Regions from separate parts of the Homo sapiens genome. Here region 2 is linked to region 1. Evidence: chromatin loops called from intact Hi-C (ENCODE). Cell type or tissue: Calu3. All regions are shown on one strand. Each heading gives the region's core, and the rest is flanking DNA. Links, peaks and the distances in the headings are about the cores only. Region 1 overlaps CCDC141 (coiled-coil domain containing 141). Region 2 overlaps TTN (titin).

Region 1 (11,052 bases), core at 1,548-9,547:
GAACATATTATTTCTGGCAATAAGAACACTGTGACCCCCATGTAAACTCCTTTGGAAGCAGTGTTTTCCCTTTGGTCTTTTTTCCTTCATATATCTCTCTTCAAACCTTATACGTGCAAGTCAAATAAAGCTACTATGACTGGATTGGGAAAAAAGGATATAGGACAAGGATAATATTTTATCCCTCTGGTTCCTAGCTCTTCTTGAACATTTTATATGTACTATTCAGTTTTTAGGCAGATAAGAAGATGAATCAGCTCTTTTCGGTCTTGTTTTGGTAAAGACTAAGGAGTTGCTTGGTGTTTGTTCTTTACAAAACCAATAAAGACCTTTCCTTTTTCACTTGTTTAGTACAGGACCCAAGGCAGCCTGCACCAAATCAAATAGAGATAGTATCAGGACATGGCACATTTCATTCTTTTAAAAATATCTGCAAGACGAATTCAAACAAGAGCCGTGAGTCATCTAGCAGAATTCTATCATGCTGTTTCACAAAGGTGTTTAATAAGTAATGTTGTTTGCTTCTTGACTAATCAACTTGAAGAGAGTCAACATTAAACACGAACAACAACAGAAAGAAAACAGCAGAACCTAGAAAATTTCCTTCCACGAGTCTAGTGGCTGGAGAGAGTTTTGTTGGAATGCTTATAACTATCAAAAACACAAAACTCAGCTAAGTGCTGAGTTGAGTCTAATTAGTGCTTCTAATTAGAGCACCAGATTCCATTACCTGTAGAGATTCAGATTTCCCTTAGGTTCTGTTACAAAGACCAAAAGCTTCAGTTTCCTTTCCTACACATCACCTGAGAGAACTTCTGGTGGTTCCCACTCTGGGGAACTGATTCCTAATTCAGGTCCTCCCCACATCTGCCCAAGCTTTCAAATGCCCTGAAGGCCAGAATATAGGGGTGATGTGATTTTTAAGCTCCCAATATTTGCTGTCCTCTGCTGCAGCTCCAGCTTATTCCTTGCCTGTCAAAGGCAGTTGCTGCTGGACCTCAGAGCTCCCTCCTTGTTCCAGGGTGAATTCATGGTATTAATGAGAGGTATTAAATGCCATTAGCACCTATGGAAGCTTTTGTCTCATAATCTGGAAAGCTGAGAAAACACTGGAATAAAAGAGGTTTGGGATTGAAAGTGGTATGTATCTGAAGCATTTTATCAACAAGGAATGGAGGAAGTTTATGCATTGACCATCTCTTGTTCTGAGGAATACAACTAGACCCATTCAATAGCACTTTAGGCAGCTAGTCACTATTTATAATTTCTGTTTTCTTTTCTCTAAGTTGACCTAAATGACTTTAAGATGATCTTGGGAATATTAATGTAGAAAATGTCCATTTATAATGTGTAAAGCACTTATTTTTACACTTATTCAAAAAACATTGAAATTTATGGACTATGTACTCAGCTACGTGCTGGGAATGTGAAAATGAACAAAAGCATTACATCACATTAGAGATATAAAGACAAAATACTGCCTAGCAATTAGTGAGTGCTTAGCAGTTCTGTGCTGTAGCCACGTATTAACTTACTTAGACAGCACAATGTCCTTGTAAGGTACCAATAGTACTTCTATTTTACAGGTTAAAAAAGCCAATGCACAGGGAAGTTAAGTGACTGCCCAAGGTCATAGAGCTAATAAATGTCCAAGATCAGATTCATACTCAGGCATTCTGGCTCCAAAATCTACTGTTATTTTGGCAAAGTGTAATGCTAGCAAACATTTCTAATTTTCACTTAATACCCTACAATTCCATTTATTTTACACTCCAACTGTATCCCAAAAAGAGTGTGTACAATTTATCACCAACTATAAGAACTTTTATTATTGAATGAGACTCTCTGAAGTAGATGAGGAATATTAGACTGATTTTATAAAAGAGAAAACTCAAGCTCAAAATGTAAATTGATTTGTCACATGGCCAGTCATTTATTCATTCATCCGACAAAAGTTTTTTGAACCTATGTGACACACAAAGAAGATTAGGACACAATCTCTCTCTAAGGCATACAGAGAAATATTATGGAAATGATACAAAACAAGCAATTAGTGCTGCCTGGAGATGTCTCAGAGGAGGCACTATGTGTAGATGACAAGCCCTTTACACAGCAAGACCTGCCTTCTCAGATATGATGCAGAGATGAAGCTTAAAATTTGTGTTCCTTGTATATTAAAGTAATTAAATTATCTTCTTTCAAAATGGTCAAGTCCCAAGTACCTTGGATCAATATAATCTCCTATGAACAATTTCATGTAGTTGGCCTTGAAACTCTACAGTTTATAATATTTCACTGCTCTTAGTCATTCAAATAATTATTGAACACCCACTAACTAGAAGTCACTGTTCTAGGTGTTCTGGTGAACACAAAGTGAAAAGGACATGTTTCTTACCCTCAAGAAATTTTAATTTAGCAAAAGAAATCTACCCAGAAATAAATATCTATAATACTAAGCAGAATGTGCTTACTGCCAACAGAGAGATGCAACAATCTGATACTGCACATAGAAGAGAAACCAATTAATACACTCTTACGTTAGAAATCCATTGACAGCTTAAATGTGAAAGGTATTCATGAGTGAGGACAATAAAATTGAATGTCTTGATTATCAGACTATTAGATATGAACTGAGTTGTGAGCTCTCATGAGACACTTAAGATGTTAAAGATGTTTCTTTTTCTATAATTTTTCTATGATATATCTATTTTAATAATTGTATGCTAATAATGTAGCCATATTTATCAAATACTTGCTGTGGTTTAAACAGCCTGACCTCTGAGCTCTAAAATCAAAGGTTTCTAAACACTACACTCATCACTCTGTCATAGGGAGTACAGGAAGAGGGTAAATTAAGACATCATCTGTTTCTTGTGGTGAGGTTTGCATCATCATGACTTTTTCAATTCTTAAATATCTCTGCATATATAAAGACATGTTCAGCATAAAATAGAAACTCCTTAGCATGCTATTCAAAATGCTTCCTGATCTCCCCACCTGCTTCTACCACCTTTGTCTCTCATCACTTTAGGTGTACACCCTACATTCCTGGCGAATTGAATTATCTTAGGTTCCCCAAACATGGCATGACTTTGTACCATCCAGCCCTTCCTCGGCCCTTCTTGCCCCATCCTTTCAAACTTATCTCAGTGATCACCTCCTCTGGGGAGCCTTCCTTGACTCTTTTTCCCTGAGCCAGGTTAAGGGTCTCTGCTCTGTGTGTTCTAATGCTTTGGGCTTTCTCCATCATAGCTTTCCCACAACCCAGTGCACCTCTGTTCCCTGGCCTCTCATCTAAACTTGACTGAGAAGGTCTGGAAAGCAGGGATTATATCTTTCATTGCTTTCGCTCAAGTACCCATTTGATGCATGGCAAGAATAGGAACACAACATACTAGCTGAATGCAAATATGGAAGAAGAGAGGGAGGGAACATAAGTGGCTTTAGTTATTTCTAAGAGAAAGGGGAGTTGTTCTGAAAAAGAGGAATTTAAGACAGGCTGCTGAGGAATTATGAAACTGAAAGTAATTATATTTTCCTTGATATCTAATAACATTTAGCCTATTACTTGAATTCATTTATATTACCTCAATAAATTCCTTCTGCATAGTATTTTTTTAGGTACTCTACTTGGGCAGGTTTTCTTAAAATTTCAATCTATACAACAACTGGACCATTTTAATTATTTTTTTTTCATCAGCTGGGCCTAAAATGTGTTTATTTTGAAAATGTTAATATCCCATATATATCACGTATATATAAATGAAAAAAGTATACAAATTCCATGCTTAATTATTTTGTTTGCATCTGAAACAATGATGTTGCTATAAGCATTACTATGGATCACTGTAAATATCTTGAAAAAGCAACATCATCTTCTTAAAGGACATTAATGTTTCAATAGCTATGGCAGAAACAACGGAAGCTATGACAATTGTTACATTTCGAACTACTTTTTGTGTGTTTCTTTGGCCACCCCAACTTTTGCTTCATCTTTGCTTTCAGGCTGACCACCCAAAAATCAGACCATGTTCATAAAATGGATTTGGCCTCAGTTTCCTCTGCTTGCTTTCTTCAATGAAATCATGTGCCTGGAAATGGAAGGCATAGGACACGATACATTATGACCAATCAGTCATGTTTTACAGTTTTGGGTTCAATTGCAGCTGTCCTGTAAATACAGGCTCACCTCATTCTGTTTTTGAAACATATTGTATATTTATCTCTGATTCAAACTACATTCCCTTAACAATGATAAATACGTTTGGGGTGATCAATAAATATCAACCATAGCTTAGCTTGTTTTCTGTGAACACACTAGAAGTATAATAAATAAGATAATCTATAATCCCGAAGGATGAATATTTTGGAGGATCGAGATGAGTTATTCTAATAGGTGCTATATTCATATTTCATGCCATGTTCTCATAAGTCTTAGTAACATCTGATAATTAGAGGAACTTTTCTCCAATCAACTATTAGTCAATGTCGACAACTGACACTTACTTGTATATTCTGCTAAGCGATTTGACAAATAGGTTCATTCACCAAACACATTAGGAAACTCTAAAAAGAACAGGAAGTATATCAGATTCTTGAGTTATATGGCTCACTCCACTTGAATCCAGTGGTTGGTTTACAGCAAGCAGCAAGTTCCTAATGCTGTCTCAACATCGCCACCTGCTGCTCACTCCAGGTCCAAACATCCGTATCTCAAGCCACAGGCTGCCAGACACTTCCTCTGGGTGAGAAACATTCCTGAACCTTGGGTAATCATCAAACCCTAGCAGAATTAAAGGTAATCAATTGCACTCCTGGAGCCACTGGACAAAGGCAGTGGGGGAACTGTTGTCAATGTGGGCAATTAAGTGATAATTATATTTTACTGAATTTCACAAATTTTGTAAGTTTTGTTCTCTGCTATTTATTTTCTAGCATTTAGAACAATGCCTGACACATAGCAGTGGCTCAATAAATATATACTAAATAAGTGAATATCTAAAGAGAAGGGTAATTATTCTCATGAATTCACCTTTAAATAATAAAATAAATTATTGTAAAATATTTCTAGTAAATAATAATATCCCTATCTAGAATTGTTAGAGAGGGGAATGAATGAAAATGAAAGGAGGTGGGGTGTGGTGGCTCACACCTATAATCCCAGCACTTTGGGAGGCCAAGGAGGGTGGATCCCTTGAGCCCAGGAGCTCAAGACAAGCCTGAGCAACATGGCAAAATCCCATCTCTACAAAAAATACAAAAAATTAGCCTGGTATGGTGGAGTCCCAGTTGCCTGGGAGGCTGAGGTGAGAGGATTACCTGAGCCCCGGAGGTCAGGGCTACAGTGAGCTGTGATCATGCCACTGCACTTCAGCCTCGGTGACAGTGAGACCCTGTCCCCACCCCCTGAAAAAAAAAGAAAGAAAGAAAATGAAAGGAAAAGGGGGAAGAGGGACTCCTCAATGATTTTAACCAGGAATATGATAAAACCTGGATGAAAAAAGGAATATATATGATATGAGAAAATTACTAAGTCTATTCTGCAGATAAAATTGGATATTTATTCTTTTTATTTTAACTAAATTCAAAAAAGTAAAAAGTATATTTAAAAAATCATATATTTCACTTTTTACCAAGCAGATATTCAAGCTATCCCACTCACTCATTTATATATTGCCCATTACACTAACAAATTTGATACATTAGTATTTGACATAGAAATTGAAAAAGTATATTGACATAGCTTCAACGAATTTGGAACAAGAAGTTGTTTGCTGAAAAATAATTCCACTTTTCAAGAATGAAATTGATTTTCAAGGAAAGTACCTTTTTGTAAAGTGCTGACTTCACCTTTTATTCCTGCAGTGCTAACATCCAATTTGCATGTGCCGGGAGAGAAAATTCTTCATGGATCTCTGGTGCTCCTACACATCTCACTGGTAGGTCAAGAATACAAGACTCTGATCCCTTTATATCTGGGCCACTTCTCAGTGTTGGGTCTGCAACTAGCAACCTTCAGGATTGAGGTGATGTTGCCCTTCAAGACAAAGAGCAGGCATGCTTCCTATTTGCTGTAAAACTACAGATTCCCCAAGCTTAGGGTTCCTCTCCTGAACCCCACCTGCTGCAGTTGCATATATCCATCTGGGTCCATCTGCATCACTCAGGGGGATTTGGGGCTGGGAGAATTGATGTGGCATGCTGACACTCTGGCTGCTGCTTTGCTATAATCAATCACCTCTGAGCCAGAGGTCAGGTGTCTTCTGCAATCATCCATGAAACTGTGATAAGTTAACATGTTAGCTTGAATGTAGGGTAAAATCTCAAACCCCTCACAGTTCTTGAGAGCATGACTTCCTCTAAGAACAGGAATGTTCACAATTAGGAAACCCAGTGCACTCAAGGCACAACGAAGTGAATTTTCAAGAGGAAAATTCAGTGTTTCGGAGATAATTCATTATATAAACTGAACATAGCTTTTCACTAGTGTAAACAGAATTTTATTCTAGAAAAAACATTTTAAGGGATTTTGAAATTATATTAATTTTAAAACTTCAGTTCTTTATTTAAACTAGGGCTATAAGTGTCAGGCTAAAAATTGGGTAAAGTGGTCAAATTTTTATAAAATTTGGAGGTTTTACAATATAAATAAAAAAGAAAAATACCATTTATAAGCCACAAGAAGAGTTTTCTTCTTTGAGTAGATTTACACGACATAATTTCATCATTTATTTTACTTAATAATATAGTATAAATAATATAGTTATTTTACTTAATAACATAGTAAAAAATTCATTTCAACAGTCATGATTAAACATCTACATTCCAAACTCCAGCTTCTATTTTTGCTGAGGTAGAAATATCCATCATCTTTCACACTGAGTTCTTAGATTTGGAGTCAGAAATTATTTCCTTGATGCTTTGAAAAGGGAGAAAGGATTCTAACACTATTCTGAGTGCCACTTGTCTATAGAACCTGCTATAGTATGGATAAATCCCAGTGGAGCTTATTATAATTTGTATAGTTAGCATGCCATGGCTTTCAAATGATAAAATGGGGAATCTAGAAATCGAAAGTCTTTGTGATTATGAAACATAAATTCTCTACTCCAATCTGACCTGAATTACTGTATGAGTTTGAGAAAGTAACCACTCTCTTCTTCTTCTTCTTTTTTTTTTTAAAAAAAAGGCTTTTGCAGGAGATATTTCTTCTCTGTTAAAACCCAGAAAAATATCCCAGCAAAGTACAAAATAATGAGAGCAGAGAAAACAAAAGTAAGAGAATGGGAATGAAAGAGAGAAACTACATTTTGCAAGGCTGTAAACTATAGGGTTTGTACTGGAAGCATTGCTTTATAGCAATATGTTTGATAATGGTTTTCCTTAGAAACAATATTAACTGACTTGTAGATGACTCACTCATTTTGAAGAATGAATATGCAGTTTAAATTTAAAAGTCTCTTATTCAAAAACAGAATTACTGAGGAGAAACTTAACTAGCACCTAACATCTAATTAGTTCAATAGCTCCAGTAATATGGTATATCTGTTTCCTCTCTTAAAGAAATCCCAAATGACAAATAATCTGACAATAAATCTTTCTTTAACATTTTACCACAATTTAGCAACTCTGTTTTGAAATTTTACTATTTATTTTTTCAAAAAGTTTCTTATTAGTAAAGAAGTTCAAAATTAAGTCACTATTTTGATATACACCAGGACATTGTATTCAGGGTGTTGATGTTGTGATTTTTAGATCACAATGTACCTAGGTTCCAGGGTTTCCTCATTCATTTCCTGCCACATTGTCCGTTTTGAAAACATCAGTGAAATTTAAGGTATGAAACAATTCTAAAAACACCGTTTGAAGGTGTATATTACATTGGAAAAGGTAGAAAAAATTTTCAAATAAGATCACCAGCCTCTTACACTGAGCCGTACTCAAGTGATGTGAACAGGTGAACATTGCCACTTAGCAGGAACCACCTGCTGCAATCAATGTCCAATGAATCAGAGAGGAGAAGCAGAGCACTCCTCCAACTCAAGACCTGGAGATGGTCCACAGCCAGATTTCACTCTGGCTGACTTAAAAAGGCAAGACCAAGGTGGAACAATCAGGCTAAGGCACTGTTTCTAGCCTTACGGCTTGTGTGCAAAAAGGCTTGCAATATTCATATGTATTTTACCTGGTAAATTAAAGAGGATGAATAAAAGGAGGCCTTCGGTAAAAATTTTAAGGTATTTTTCAGCCTTGATACATTTATGATAATTCTCTTCCTCCATGGGAAACACTATAATGTGGGCACAAGTGTCCCCCCGAAACAGACCAGTGGCAGCTGTAAGATAAAACCCTCATGAGGCTAGGCATGGTGGCTCATGCCTACAATTTCAATATTTTGGGAGGCCAGCGCAGGAGGATCACTTGAGCCCAGGAGTTTGAGGCCAGCCTGCACAACATAGCAAGACCCTGTCTCTACCAAAAAAAAAAAGTAGTCAAGCATGGTGGCATGTGCCTATGATTCCAGCTACGTGGGAGGCTGAGGTGGGACAATCACTTGAGTCCAGGAGGTCGAGGCTGCAGTAAGCTATGATCACGCCACTACACTCCAGCCAGGGTGACAGAGCCAGGCCCTTTCTCAAAACAACAACAAAAACCATCCAATGAACCAAACCAAACCAAACAAAACAAAAAGACAAAAAACCCTCACGAGGTTTGTTTGTTGTTTTTAAAGTCACCTTTTACATGTGAAAACAGTCTTTCAGTTTTGAGAATCAAATAATGGCCATAATAGGAATATATGTTAAAAGCTCTCTTTGCTGCTATCAGTTTTGAAATTTTACATGGCGTTTTGACTTCTGTGATGTGCTCCAGTCAGTTGAAGTAATGGGTCTTTTACTGGTCTGCCTGATTACCGAAAATTATCAACTTGACCTCACACTGACCTTGTTAGCACTGTTAAAAAATTCATTCGCCTTCTTTAACCAGGTATTCCTTTCCACCATGAGTTGACCAAATTCTTCTTGAAGCTGACTGAGTTTCTGGTGAGAGAGCTGGAGGTGTTCTTTCTCCACGTAGTCCTTTGACAGCAGAATTCTCAGTGCCTCACTCTTCAGCTTCTCAACAGCAGAATTCCATTCCTGCAAGAGATTATTCTTATTATTTTATACATCTCCTCTGTTATGGACCGAATGCTTGTGTCCCCCCGAAATTCCTCTGCTGAAATCTAACCCCCAAGGTGATGATATTAGGAAGTAGGGCTTTGGGAGATGATTAGTGACCTTATGAAAGAGGCCTGAGAGGGCTGCCTTGCCCCTTCCACCATGTGAGGATACAGTAAGTTGGCAGTCTGCAACCCAGAAGAGGGTTTTCACCACAACTCTACCGTGCTGGCACCCTGATCTCAAACTTCTCACACCCAGGACAATGAGACATAAATATCTATTGTATACAAGCCATTCAGTCTATGTTACTTTGTTATAGAAACTCAAACTGACAAAGACACCTCTTTTTATAATTTCTGATAAGATTCAGAGAATATTTAGATATGCTGAGTATATCAAAAATCTGCCATTCGATTTTCAAATCATGAAATTGTAGTAAATATTGTAGTGGTAAATGCTTCACTACAGGTTTGAGTACCATGTAGATGTAGTGGGAAAAGACACAGAAAGAGGCTAAAAAGGGAGAGTAGAAAGAGGCAGGAAGTTGGGATGAGTGACTGGCAGAGCTACCAGCTGACCTGAATACAGGTCACTTCCATTTCTGTGAACTCCACCTAAAAATATACCCCCTATACAATGAACAACAGTTTTAAATCTTGAACTCATTTTGTCCGATGTGTATTCATTTAAGTATAAAAACATATCTTTCCCACAATTCAGTCTCACTGTCAATGCAGGTAAATGTGTACAAGAAATGAAGAGAAATCACATGTCTTATGACTGTTGTTTTTGTGTCTGCCTACAATTACAGCTATTAGGTTGGTACAAAGGTAATTGTGGTTTTTGCCATTAAAAGTAATTACCTTTGCACCAACCTAATAAAATGAAGTTCTGTTACTCCTCATAAAATGAATAGCTGTTATTGTTCGGTATTTTCTCCTTCATGATATCGGTTTCACCTCTCAAGGCTTCACTCTTAATGGTATATAGACCTTTCAGAAAATGAAAAGAGGTAGCTTTTTACTTTTTGTTGCATGAGAATGGAAAAACATTAAACAGAATTAAAATATGAGTTGGAGTAAACCAAACATATTTACATTCAATTTATTTGAAGGGAAATTCAAGTTTCTTGCAAAAGTCCTGAAGTCAGACCCACTGTCATAAAAGAATGATTATCTCTAACATGACTGTCTTGTTAGTGAATCTTCTGGTATCCATATAAGCTGCGGTTGAGTGATAGGCATAGGCTACTTGTGAAGCGTGGAAAATTTAGCACAAGATTTCAGAAGTCTCAGTCTGACTCCATCCTGCCTTGTTCTACCAGTACAAAGTATCCTATTATTAAGTTACATTTGTTATATTACATTGTGTAAAATCAGCACAATTTTAGTGCAATTTGCCATTATTGTTTCCATTCATTCATTTTACAAAGTAACTACTATGGTACTACTATGTCCCCAGCACTATGCTAAGACAGATGCCTTGGGGAATATAAAGAAAGAATAAAATGGCTTGTGTGGTGGCTCACGTTTGTAATCCCAGCACTTTGGGAGGCCAAGGCAAGCAGATGGCATGAGCCCAGGAGTTTGAGACCAGCCTGGGCAACATGGCAAAACCCTGTCTCTACAAAAAATGCAAAAAATTAGCTGGGCATAGTGGCGCATGCTTGTAGTTCCAGCTACTCGGTGGGGCTGAGGTAGGAGGATCGCTTGAGACCAGGAAGTTGAGGCTGCAGTGAATTGTGATCATGTCACTGAACTCCATACACACACACACACACACACACACACACACACACTCAATACAATAGTATTTTAAATAACAATTAGCAGATGTTAAGATAGAAACTGTACATATTATTTTGTGGTGTCCATGGAAACTGTTATAGTTT
Region 2 (11,052 bases), core at 1,211-9,210, 150 kb before region 1:
TGTTGTCATTTCAGCTATCCAAAGTGACCCAGTCTGTCTTTCTCTCTCTCCCTCTAGCTGACTGTATTTGGGTTAGCATTTGCTCTCCGTCCACTGTATGCTTTAAGTACAGTAAGTAATACTGTACTTACTTTAAGTACAGTAAGTAATACTGTACTTACTTTAAGTACAGTAAGTAATAATCAGCAAATAGATCATTTAATGATGCAATGATACAATATTGCTTAGAAGAGTAAAGAAGCCAAGCAAAGGTGGTGCCTAATAAAATAATTATTGGTTCTCTAGTGCATAGAACACATACTTCAGTGAAATTTAAAGTATGTAGGTTAACCCATAATTGAGGACCTAGCGGGAGTTATTGCATGTTATTTTATTAGTAAGTTATGGACTGACCACAGTATGCAATAAAACAAACAGCAGAGACTCTCATTAGTAACAGTGGGACTGAGAGGTATACAGCAAATCAAAGTCCTTGAAGCAAGATGGGCTTTACCTTTTGGAGTCACTGTGAGTGTAGCTGCACAAGTGGCTTCCCCAGCACTATTGGCTGCTTTGCAAGAGTACTGCCCAGCATGCTCTGAGTAAGCATCAACTATAAGCATTAAAGCCATGCCTGTGGACTCCTCAAAATGGAAAACTACATCTTTTGTTGGTAGAATTAGCTGCTGGTTATGAAACCATTGGATTTCTGGCTTGGGAATGCCAGAAACCCTCGCATGAAATCTGACTGTCTCCCCGTTGTGCACCCTGAGGCTTGACAGAGGCTGGATGAAGCTGGGCTTTTGGCCAAGGGGCTCCTTCTTAAATGAAACTGATAAAGAGACATGCCATTGGGAGTTTGATGTATTTTCTTCAAATTTGCTAAATCCTGAAAAGAAGCATACCAATTTTTAATGTCTTACCTTGCACTGAAACCAGAACTCATTTGGAGTTGTCTACAGATTTGTCACAAATTTCAATAATGGACTAGAATTCAGTCCACTCCTACTGCCTTGTCCTTGTATGTCACTATTGACTCGAAGTCACACAAGTTCACTTCCATTTCCCAGAGAAGCAAGCTGAGACATGAATGGGCTAAGGAACTTCACTACATTGTTCATGAAGGCAATAGTGGAGTACCCAACAGGGTTTTGGATATTCTTTTCTTTCTTCCTCTTGTTGTAAAGTCAACTTTTTAATTTTAAACCACTTTAAATTCATTATTTAAAAAAACATCTAGTTACAGTTAATGCATAAGGTTAAGAAAAAAATAGTTTCTCTAAATCCTTATGTATTTGTATGTACTTAATACTACATAGACTATATTTGCTCAGGAAAAATAGTACCACTATATAAAAATGCTATCCTTGTTTGAATCAAATTCCCCATGTTACTGAGGAAGTGTTTCTGATTACAATTTAAGAGCCCCAACTAACAGAAATGTTAAACCACTTTAGGACTGGACTTCTTAACACTAAGACATTCTTGAGAGGAGGATGAATATAGCTCGCTGGTGTACAGACCTGAAACGGTCTAGCTTTTGTGAAATCAAAATTGTGTCAGCATGATAGGAGGATGATAACACTCTTAGATGTTTTTAAAATTTAATTTTTATCTTAGCCAATTGAGAAAACAAATCTACCTATTTATGCAGCATATTTCGCCCCCTTCTGATTCATGCTGATTAGGAAGCATGACAGCTGGTGACAGCAGCAATACATTACAAATTGTTACAGAGAAAAAGCGGGGCCAAATGAAACGTGATGGTCTATGATTCACAATGAAAAGTGGTAAAGGAGAGGCGAGACCATGGCATATAACAGGGAAATAATTAGTTGAATTAGAAGAGAATGGTAGGAACAACAATGATTTACATGAACTCTTGAGTAATTGTTACAGACATTGTTAAGATTCGATCTATATTTAAATGGGGTTCTGAAAGTTGTTTTACTTTACCTTCCAGACTCAGGTTGGCTGTGCTTGATACTTGGCCTACAGCATTACTAGCAACAAACGTGTAAGTTCCTTCATCTTCTGGATAAGCTTCGGCAATTTCCAGTTGATAAGTGTCTTCAAATTGAGTCATTCTAAAGAACCGAGATGGCTTGATTTTCTTGTCTTTGCTGTACCACGACACTTTTAGATCTGCGACACAAAAGAAAAGAGATACTTCAACCACAAAAATGAGTGGATTTTTACAATTTACCTGCAAACACAATGTTAATAATACTAGTGCCTACATTTCATATTTGACTTAATAACATGATACTTTTCTCTGGGCATGCCATATCTACTATTGTTAAATGATTTCCTTTCATCTTCAAGAAGGAAATGTAATGATAGAAAAATATAGCTTGTCCTAAGGTTGAACTGGTTGTAATGTTTAAAATGATAGAACTTCAGTTACATTCTCTTTAGACATTTGCATGTCATGCAGTGGAAGCAGAGACAAGATTTTGACATATTCAGTGACTTTGAGAAAAAGACAGTCCTAAGAAGAGTCATCAGGAAAGGTTTGATCTGGGCTTGTAGTTGCCTTCTGGGACAGGAAATGAGAAAAATCTCCACTTTTGGTTTGCAGAAAAATCAATCAAAAAGAGAGCTGAGAAGATCAAGATATGAAAAGTCTAAAATAGATACCTTTGAAGGCTGTAGAAAAAAAATCTCTATCTTTGTTACTAATGAGCAAAAGGTTTCAGTACGCAGTATATATGGCACAAATAATTGTAGAGAAAATAATTTTTTAAATAAAGAGGGTGATTTATTATGGTATTTGAGCATCTTAGATACATTTGACTCTTTTCAGAGTGGCAGTTATAAGACATTATAATAAAGCTAGCTATTTCTATATAAGGATTTGAACCATCTTAAAATAATAGAAAGTAAAAACCCAAATTACAGTAAAGTAGCAGGTTATTGTGTTGTAATAATTGTAGGTGATATGCACTTTAATTTTAGTTAACTGTTTGAATAGCCAAAATCAAAGCCATCTTGTTTTTGGAGCACAGTCACTATACCACTTCTTGGTCTCAAAACCATCCAAGATGATCTTCTAATAGTCCAATCATCTAGCATTTGTCTGCATTTTAATGCCAATACTTGTCTATAAAAGTTACTCTCCTGCCCATGATGGTAGATGTGTATAAATGGCAGGTTCTCCTCTTAGAGTAACAAATCTGTTCAGTTCCTTAGATAGTAAGGTAAAGTAGAAGATGAAATCCTGGCCAGGCGCGGTGCTTCACACCTGTAATCCCAGCACTTTGGGAGGCTGAGGCGGGCAGATCACGAGGTCAGGAGTTCGAGAACAGCCTGACGAACGTGGTGAAACCTAGTCTCTCCTGAAAATACAAAAATTAGCCAGGTGTGGTGGCACACACCTATAATCCCAGCTATTCAGGAGGCTCAGGCAGGAGAATAGCTTGAACCCGGGAGGGGGAGGTTGCAGTGAGCCGAGATCTCCAGCCTGGTGACAGAGCAAGACTCCATCAAAATATATACATATAAAGAAAATGAAATCTTGACACTACAACTTGTCAGCTGTGTGGCCTTGGAAATGTCATTTAAGCTTTCTGGATTAGTCTTTTCATTTGTAAAATGGCATGCGTAATAATTTATGGGCTATTCGTTGCATATAATTGCTGTGAGAATTAAATGATATAACACACATGGAAGGGCTTTATAAGCCACTGGCACAAGTCAGTCATTATAGCAAGAATATCTAACATCACAGATGGAAGCAACGTTGTCTTCAATAACACGCCAAAAGACAGTGCCATGTGATATAACATGAAACACCACCCCTATTTAGTTTGTGTGAAGGGGTGTGTGTGTGTGTGTGTGTGTGTGTGTGTGTGTGTGAGATCATCAATGGTACATCCTCTTACAAGGTTCTCTGCTTATTTCTACTGACAGCTTCTTCCTTTGGTGAACTGAATGAGGCACCAGGATACACATGAACTGCCACTGGACATGAACTGCACACAATAAGTGAGTTAACAGGTAAAACTTTTCTTGGTAGTGGACTTGGTGCTTGTGGCTGTGATGCCATGATCTGCGTTACTCATTAGCCTCTCGTGTCTTCTTTGAGGCCATTCTTCTCCCATATTACTACTTCTGCAATACCCCACTTGTCTCTCCTGACTGCCCTGGCTGAGGGCCTCATCCACGCTCTCCAGGCCTATTGTAATAATCTCTCTCCAGTTCCTGACTGCCAGTCTTGCCTCCCACATCTGTCCATCCCTTCTTTCCCTATCACAGTATCACTTCTAAAAAGTAAACCTGATCATGGTACCCAGGGGCTTAAAAATCCTGCAGTGTCTCCTAAATGTAAACAAGATCAATTCCAAAATCTTCAGCATAGAATACCAAAAACTTTAGCACGGCCTTTGCTGTATTATCCAGCCTTCTTACCCACTCATGATATCACTTTCCAACTGTACTTAAACCACTTGCTTCTAGCACATGAAGCATTATTGCAAGTTTTGATGACTTGGAGATGTTGTTTTCTCATCATAGGATGCCACTGTGTTCAATGATCCTACATATTTTTCAATGCTCAGTTCACACATCTTTCTCTGGCTCTCTCCCAGACAGAGAATGATGAGTACGTGGGCCTGTTAATAGCACTTACAACCTTGGGATATAGTTGTGTGCATGCATCTCCTCACCTACATGTCAAGCTCCTTAAAGGCAAGAGCAAGATCTGCACCCCAGCACCTAGGGTAATATCTCAATAGCAGGGAAACAATAAATGGTAGAATTAAAATTGCACAGATGCTTAAATGAATAACAGACAATATCATTGTTAAACTAATTATTCATCATTTCTGTTTAGCTAGCTGTCACTCTGTAAGCCTCCAAATGACACTGACTCATCATCTGTAGAATAAACAGCAAAAAAATAGCTTTTTTACATTTTAAGATTCTGCTTTTCCAAATTACTCCTCTACCAGTAGGTGGCACTGGAGACCTTCAATAGGTAACATTTTCGCTGTTAGAAACAGCACCTGGTTGCTCAGGGCCACGTTTCATGCTTCAGAAAGTATTACAACCCCCAAGAACATGGGAGCTTCTGAAGACTCCCAATTTCTTTCCAATTTGTGGAAAGCAGGGCTACACTTACTTAAGGCAATACCTGGCCAGAGGAAGTTCTGTAAATATTTTTAGTCCCAGTGGTATGAAACTATGTGAGTTGGCAAGTTTTTGAAGGGTCATTCTATTTAATGAATTTAATTTCTTTCATATAGAAAACAAATTTATAAGAGGATGCTAAAACCACTATATGTGTACAGATATTACCACACATAGGAAGTTAATGATCTTCTCAGTTTACAAAGCCTATTCAAACCTTTTTAAAGACATTGGTTATGCAGAAAAGATAGTGAAATTTTTCTCTTTCTACCCCAATTGGTGTCTTGTAGAGTGCTTCAGGTGTATTTCTACAACACTTTAAAGGCAATACTACCATATGTTAATATGTTATAGACTTAAAAGCACTATACCAATATAGTTAAGACAAATATTACTACTTTGAATGATGTACATATATGTTTATATTAAAAAATTCCTCTAAAAATTAAATAAATGGATAAATTATTTAGTGTAGCTTTAATGAACTTGCTTTTAAAATATATTTTGTATTATTGTGTTAGTAGGATATTATCAAATCAGTCCTCATTTATTAATATTTAGCATTTCTTGAACACTATCCCTCAAATATACAGTCTATGGTATTTGTCCATACTGGCCATACAATACTAAACATTGATGTTTATATAATTCCTCTCTATGGCTATAATAAAATGAATGTATTGAGCCCCAGTTACCTGGCAGCCATGCCTATAGGTGCTTTACATACATTATATCTTTTAATTATGCTCATAAAATCAAATAGGTCTATTAGATTTCTAGATCACCATCTCCATTCCTGAGGAGGAAATAATTGGGTCAGAAGACCAACTGAAGTACTAACCTGTTGAGAAAAATAAATCTTGACAAGGTAGAGATTGGATTATAAACTAATGGGAGAAGCATAATAAACAAAACAATACAACTTTGCAATTACTTTTGCATCAGCCTAATAAGAGGGCTGGGAGATGCCCAAGCTTTGAGAGTTTCCCTTTGGCTGGGAAACTCTCAAATAATTGTGATTATAGACAATCAGTTATGACTTGAAGTGGTTCCACATATATTGTCTCATTCTACCAAGATCAGATTCCTGGGATGAGGAAATTGGCTGGTGGTACTTGAGAAGCATGCCCCAATTAAAAATGGTAGCAGCTAACTCTGATTGATTACTGTATGATGAGCACTGTGCTATGTGCTGACTTGAGTTACCTAACTTAATCTTGATAATAATCTTAAGTGTTTGGTAACAGTCATTTAACCATCATTAATTAGTCCAGTCAACAATTACTTATGGAGTATCTACTATGTATCAGGTGATATTCTGGGGCAACCATCCACTCTTGTTTTCATAGAGCTTACCTTCTAGCAGGTACTATTTTTCAGATGCCAAATTCTAGGCACTAAAACGGAATTCCTAGCCTCATAAAATATATTTTCTAGGATTGAATGCAATCATATACTCAATGTATTCATGACAGAAGGAGAACGAGAGACATGATATATATTGAAGGCAAGATTCAAATTCAGCATCTTTGACAATGAAGCCCCGACTTTTGACCACTATAGGATATTGTCTTCCAAAGGATACCTTTCACACAAGCATTGTCCATAGACTGAATAATGTCTTATATAAATGTATTATTCTTTTGAATTATATGTAGATGCTATTATAATCTAATAATTTTAGTTTTGTCATTGTATTTTATCAATGAAGAAATTAAAGTGCAGCTACAATCATAAAGGGAACATGACCTTTTTTAATATTAGTGAAAAACACTAATTTTTTTATTGTGATAAAGAACACATAACATAACATAAACAACCATTATTAAGGGCACAAAATAGTGAAAAACACTTATCTAATTCTTAATTTAATAATTGAAATAAGTTTTCTGTTAGATTTCCATTAAGCTTCAAATTATGCATGAGAGATGTTTGTGATGGAGGAGAAGCTGACAGAATGTTTTTCCCATGTAATTATTTGTAAGTATTGGCAATGACACCTTTTGTTCTTAAACCTACCTGTTCCAGAAACCCGGCATTGAAAACGGGCTGGCTGCCCTTCAGAAGTGACAGTGTCCTGAAGCGGGGTGATGATGGCAGGTGGATAAACAGGCATTTCCTGATCAGGAGACACAACTTCTGGAACTAAAGAAAGAAACCACAAGATTTGTCATGATTAAGTCACCATAGAGACCTCACAGAAGGGAGCATGTAGGTTTATCTTAATTTATTTCACTGCAGAGTGCTTTCAAAGTTGGGTAGCAATCTACTTTTATGAGCTCCAAATTGTATTTTTAAATGCACTGGGAAAGGACAAAAGCCTGCTTCTTAGGTTTTATTTTCAGCTGGAAGTAGCGAGGCATTCCTACCTTCCACTGAGAGTGAAGCTGATGTTGTGGCAACACCATAGTCATTCTTGGCTTCACAGGTATAGACTGCCGCATCCTCTGGGAAGGCTTCAATTAGCAAAAGCGTGTATTCTTGCCCATCATGAAGAAATTTGCACTTGAAGCCAGTGGAAAGCAGCTGCTCTTCCTTGTACCAGGAAATTTTGGGCTGTGGTCTTCCGGATATCACGGCACAGAAGCGGGCAGGCTTGCCAGACTGCACAGTGACAGGCTGGAGCTCCTGCAGAACTTGGGGCGGTTCAGGAGCTAGGAGTAAATGTTGACAAATAGCCCATGAAAAAGTGTAAAAACACAAGAGAGCATGCAAAACTCTACATTAATTTGTTGCTGGCTAGTTATACATCCAGAGACAAAATTTTGGAATTGTGGTATTTTTACTTGCCTCAGAATATTAGAACATTCTTTGTGCTAAGAATGAAGAAAGCACTTGGAATTTGTCCACATGCAGAGGGAATAGCTTCAGAAAGATATTTTTGATATTTGGGGGGCATGCTGAGAGTGCCGAGTTAACCTGATTATCCCAGTTTCTGTTTGTGGTGGGGGCTTAGCGATGGACACCTGAATGAATTATACAATAACTTCCGTGTGCTACCTATTTTTAAAATTCATTTGGACAAATCATGTGGTGAAGAGGCTCATATCATTCCAGTTTGTTTGTTTTGCAAGTATTTGTGTTTATGTCATAGTCATTTTGTTATGTACCAGTGCCAGTAAAATGCAATCAGTAAGTATTGAATGAATGACTGAATTAACACTATTTCAGATCTAGTTAAATGCCATTAGGTAGACTTAACAAATTCAGCTTTCCTGTTTTGCTAACTAAAGCATATTCTCAGTGCTGTGATGAGTGAGGGGACCTGGTTAGTTCATGGAACCCAGAAATTAGAAGAAATGACTTCTGTGAGGCTGGTTTCTGACACTATCATAGAAAAGATCTTTACTTTTCTGTGCCTCAGTTTCTCCACTACTAATACAGAGATAATAAGAACTGGATGCCATGACCATTTGGTCTTCTAGGAACCTAGGGAATGCTGGCGATATGGTTCATCTTTGTGAATCTTGAGATTACCCCTGGAGTTCCTGCATCTGCCTCAGGGGTATTTTATTCAAAGAGATATGGCCTAGGATGAGAATAGGAAGGGAGGTTCCATTTTTCTCTTGCATCTAGGTTAGACTCAAAACAAGGTCAGCTTGAGATTCAGCCTTAAGATTTCTAATGAGGAGAGCAGAGGTTTAACAGCACTTCCCTGGGGACTGCTCAGAGGCTCCTCAGGAGTGCTTGGTAGCATGTGGAATTCCCTGTCCAAAGTAAGAGCCCCTGTTCTTAGAGCTTGGGGTAGAGAGGATCGAGTTCCACATTGCCTGAGGCTCTCTAGGCCTTCCAGGGTCTCAAAGAGGACTTTTGAGTTCTCCCAGGCACTCCATATCAGAGGCTGGAAACACCCCTTTCACTTGGTAGTGCTGCTAGGACTTGAGCAGTTCAGGCAGAGGGCAGAGAACTAAAATAGTTTAACAGCGAATCTAGAAGCTCATCTGGGGTATATGAAAATGGACACCCAATGGGTGTTCAATAGTTTTGAGCAACCAGATGAGGATCTGGCCATCAGGTGCTTTCTGAAAATAACTTCTCAATAGGTCTTTTAACAGCTGCCCTCCCTTTTCCATAGATATAATGTGAAAAAAAATGTAGCTGGAACCACATGAATACCATAGGTTCTTTAGAAATTTCCTTCAAGTTACAAGAATTTAGTGACTTAAACAGGAGGATTATTTCTGATGGATCCACAAAATATGCTGAAATCTGTCCCTACATACCATTGACATAGAGAGTGACAGAACTCCTGTTCCTTCCTGCCACAAAGGTGTATTCTCCTGCATCGCTCTGTCTGGTCTCAGAGATAAACATTCGGTGGATTCTTCTTTCCACTACATATTTGTGTCGTTCTTGAACTTGGAAATTGATTTCAATGCCATCTTTATACCAGTGGGCATCAACATCGTCTTCATTGACCTCAAATTCAACAACAGCACGCTGTTTCTCAATGACCTGTTGATGGAACAACATAAAAAAACAACAACAACAACAAAAACTTGAAGCTCTGGTTTCCTCCCAGTTAATCAATTTCTAAAACTGGTCAATGAATGGCATGTGAAACCAATATATTATAATGTAATAAGTTGGCTGATTATAGCACTCTCTAATTTTTCCTGCCTAGTATTGGACAAATGGTACATAAACTTCTCTTGTAGAGAATTGTGTTTACAGCTGCATGGAGGAAAGGAGCTGCCCCAAAGAGACAATTATTTCATCCTTAAATGTTTGCTTCTTATTTACTAATAAGGGATATAATGATGCTTTACCTTTGGGGGCTTTTTATTGTCTAAAAAGTTATTACTTAATTTGATTTCATTTTATATGAATAATAACTTTGTGGGCTAGGTAGGAATTATTATCCTCATTTTAAGAGTGAGAACACTGAGGTTCAGAATTGGCAAATAAATGATGGAAGACATCTCCAGGTTATCTGAGTCCTCATTGAAGCCTTTTTCATTATAGTCCACAGTCTGTAAAGCCTGGTTTTCTTTGGATGAGCAATATGATAAAGCTGAACTCAACTGGTATTTCTCTAGACATGTTTCCTCCATTATATCATTTGGGATGGTGGACACTTATGAGGACAAGCTCTGTAAATGCAGCCGACAGCAAGAGTGCCCAGCATCCTTGCCAGGAACCCAGCACGGCTTGGACAGGGCTTTCTCTTAGACTTCACAGAAAGTATTTCTAGCCACTAAGTTCCTTGACACTTGCCTCTCCACAGATAGAAACCTTCTGAGAAAATATCACCTTGTTCTAAATTTCCTTAATTCTAATTGATGTGTGAACCTCACGATTTACATTTTAATTCTTTTCTGGTTGGTGCTGCTTGGCAAGCAGCCATTTATTAGACAGTGAAATTTCTACAGCTGCTTTAATTAACGTATTTAGACAGCTGCTAGGGACACCCTTATTCCCTGAGTGGAAACTGTGACTAAATTGAGGTCAGCATAAGAGAGTCTAAGCCAAGTAAGAATGAGCTGATTTAATTCTTTAAAGGATGGTGGTTAGAAAATGTAAAAGGGAAACATTAAAATATAAAATGATAGATTATGGACTACTGATGATTTTTCAAAACATTTAGTATGTAGACAATACCTGAACCTCCTTTTTAATACTTCGGATGCGAACATCTCTGCCTTCTACAAAGAGTTTTGCAGTTGACACGTTGCCTCCTGCCACCACTGTGTACTTCCCAGCATCAGACATCCGGGTGGATGGGATCAGAAGGCGGTGGACATATTTCTCCTTCTGAATCTTTATTCTATGGATGAAATGGAAATTCGAGTTTACCGTATGGTGATTCAGAGGAAACTGGGAATTACTGGAATGTAGCAAGACAAAACAACTGACCTGTCTGTGATCTGCAGTTCCTGGTCATCTTTCATCCACTGTACAGTGATGTCAGGTTCAGAAACTTCACATTCAAACATGGCTCGC

What was found. A loop is a pair of places that touch in the nucleus more often than their neighbours do. Peaks named below come from ENCODE experiments on the same cell type or tissue, not always from the same donor. Only the 100,000 strongest peaks of a DNase experiment are listed, where the experiment ranks them.
Region 2: a loop joins it to region 1, with 8 times the contacts of the local background. A loop is called at or near these places in 25 of 110 quality-filtered maps.

The regions. Positions count from the first base shown.
Region 1 is chr2:178,909,771-178,920,822 of GRCh38, forward strand. CCDC141 (coiled-coil domain containing 141) reads right to left here. Exons shown (of 24, transcript NM_173648.4): 7 at 8,943-9,137. It overlaps LOC105373766 (a long non-coding RNA gene), which reads left to right. Exons shown (of 4, transcript XR_001739140.2): 3 at 5,866-5,939. Among named protein-coding and RNA genes, the nearest start is that of TTN, 110 kb to the left of the region's middle. In Calu3, for the core only: a CTCF peak has its summit at 4,705 (motif pointing left); a DNase peak (open chromatin) is centred at 4,681.
Region 2 is chr2:178,757,049-178,768,100 of GRCh38, forward strand. It overlaps TTN (titin), which reads right to left. Exons shown (of 363, transcript NM_001267550.2): 39 at 10,966-11,052; 40 at 10,711-10,876; 41 at 9,333-9,564; 42 at 7,479-7,763; 43 at 7,129-7,254; 44 at 1,936-2,124; 45 at 494-868. Among named protein-coding and RNA genes, the nearest start is that of TTN, 45 kb to the right of the region's middle. In Calu3, for the core only: a CTCF peak has its summit at 4,888 (motif pointing right); a DNase peak (open chromatin) is centred at 4,953.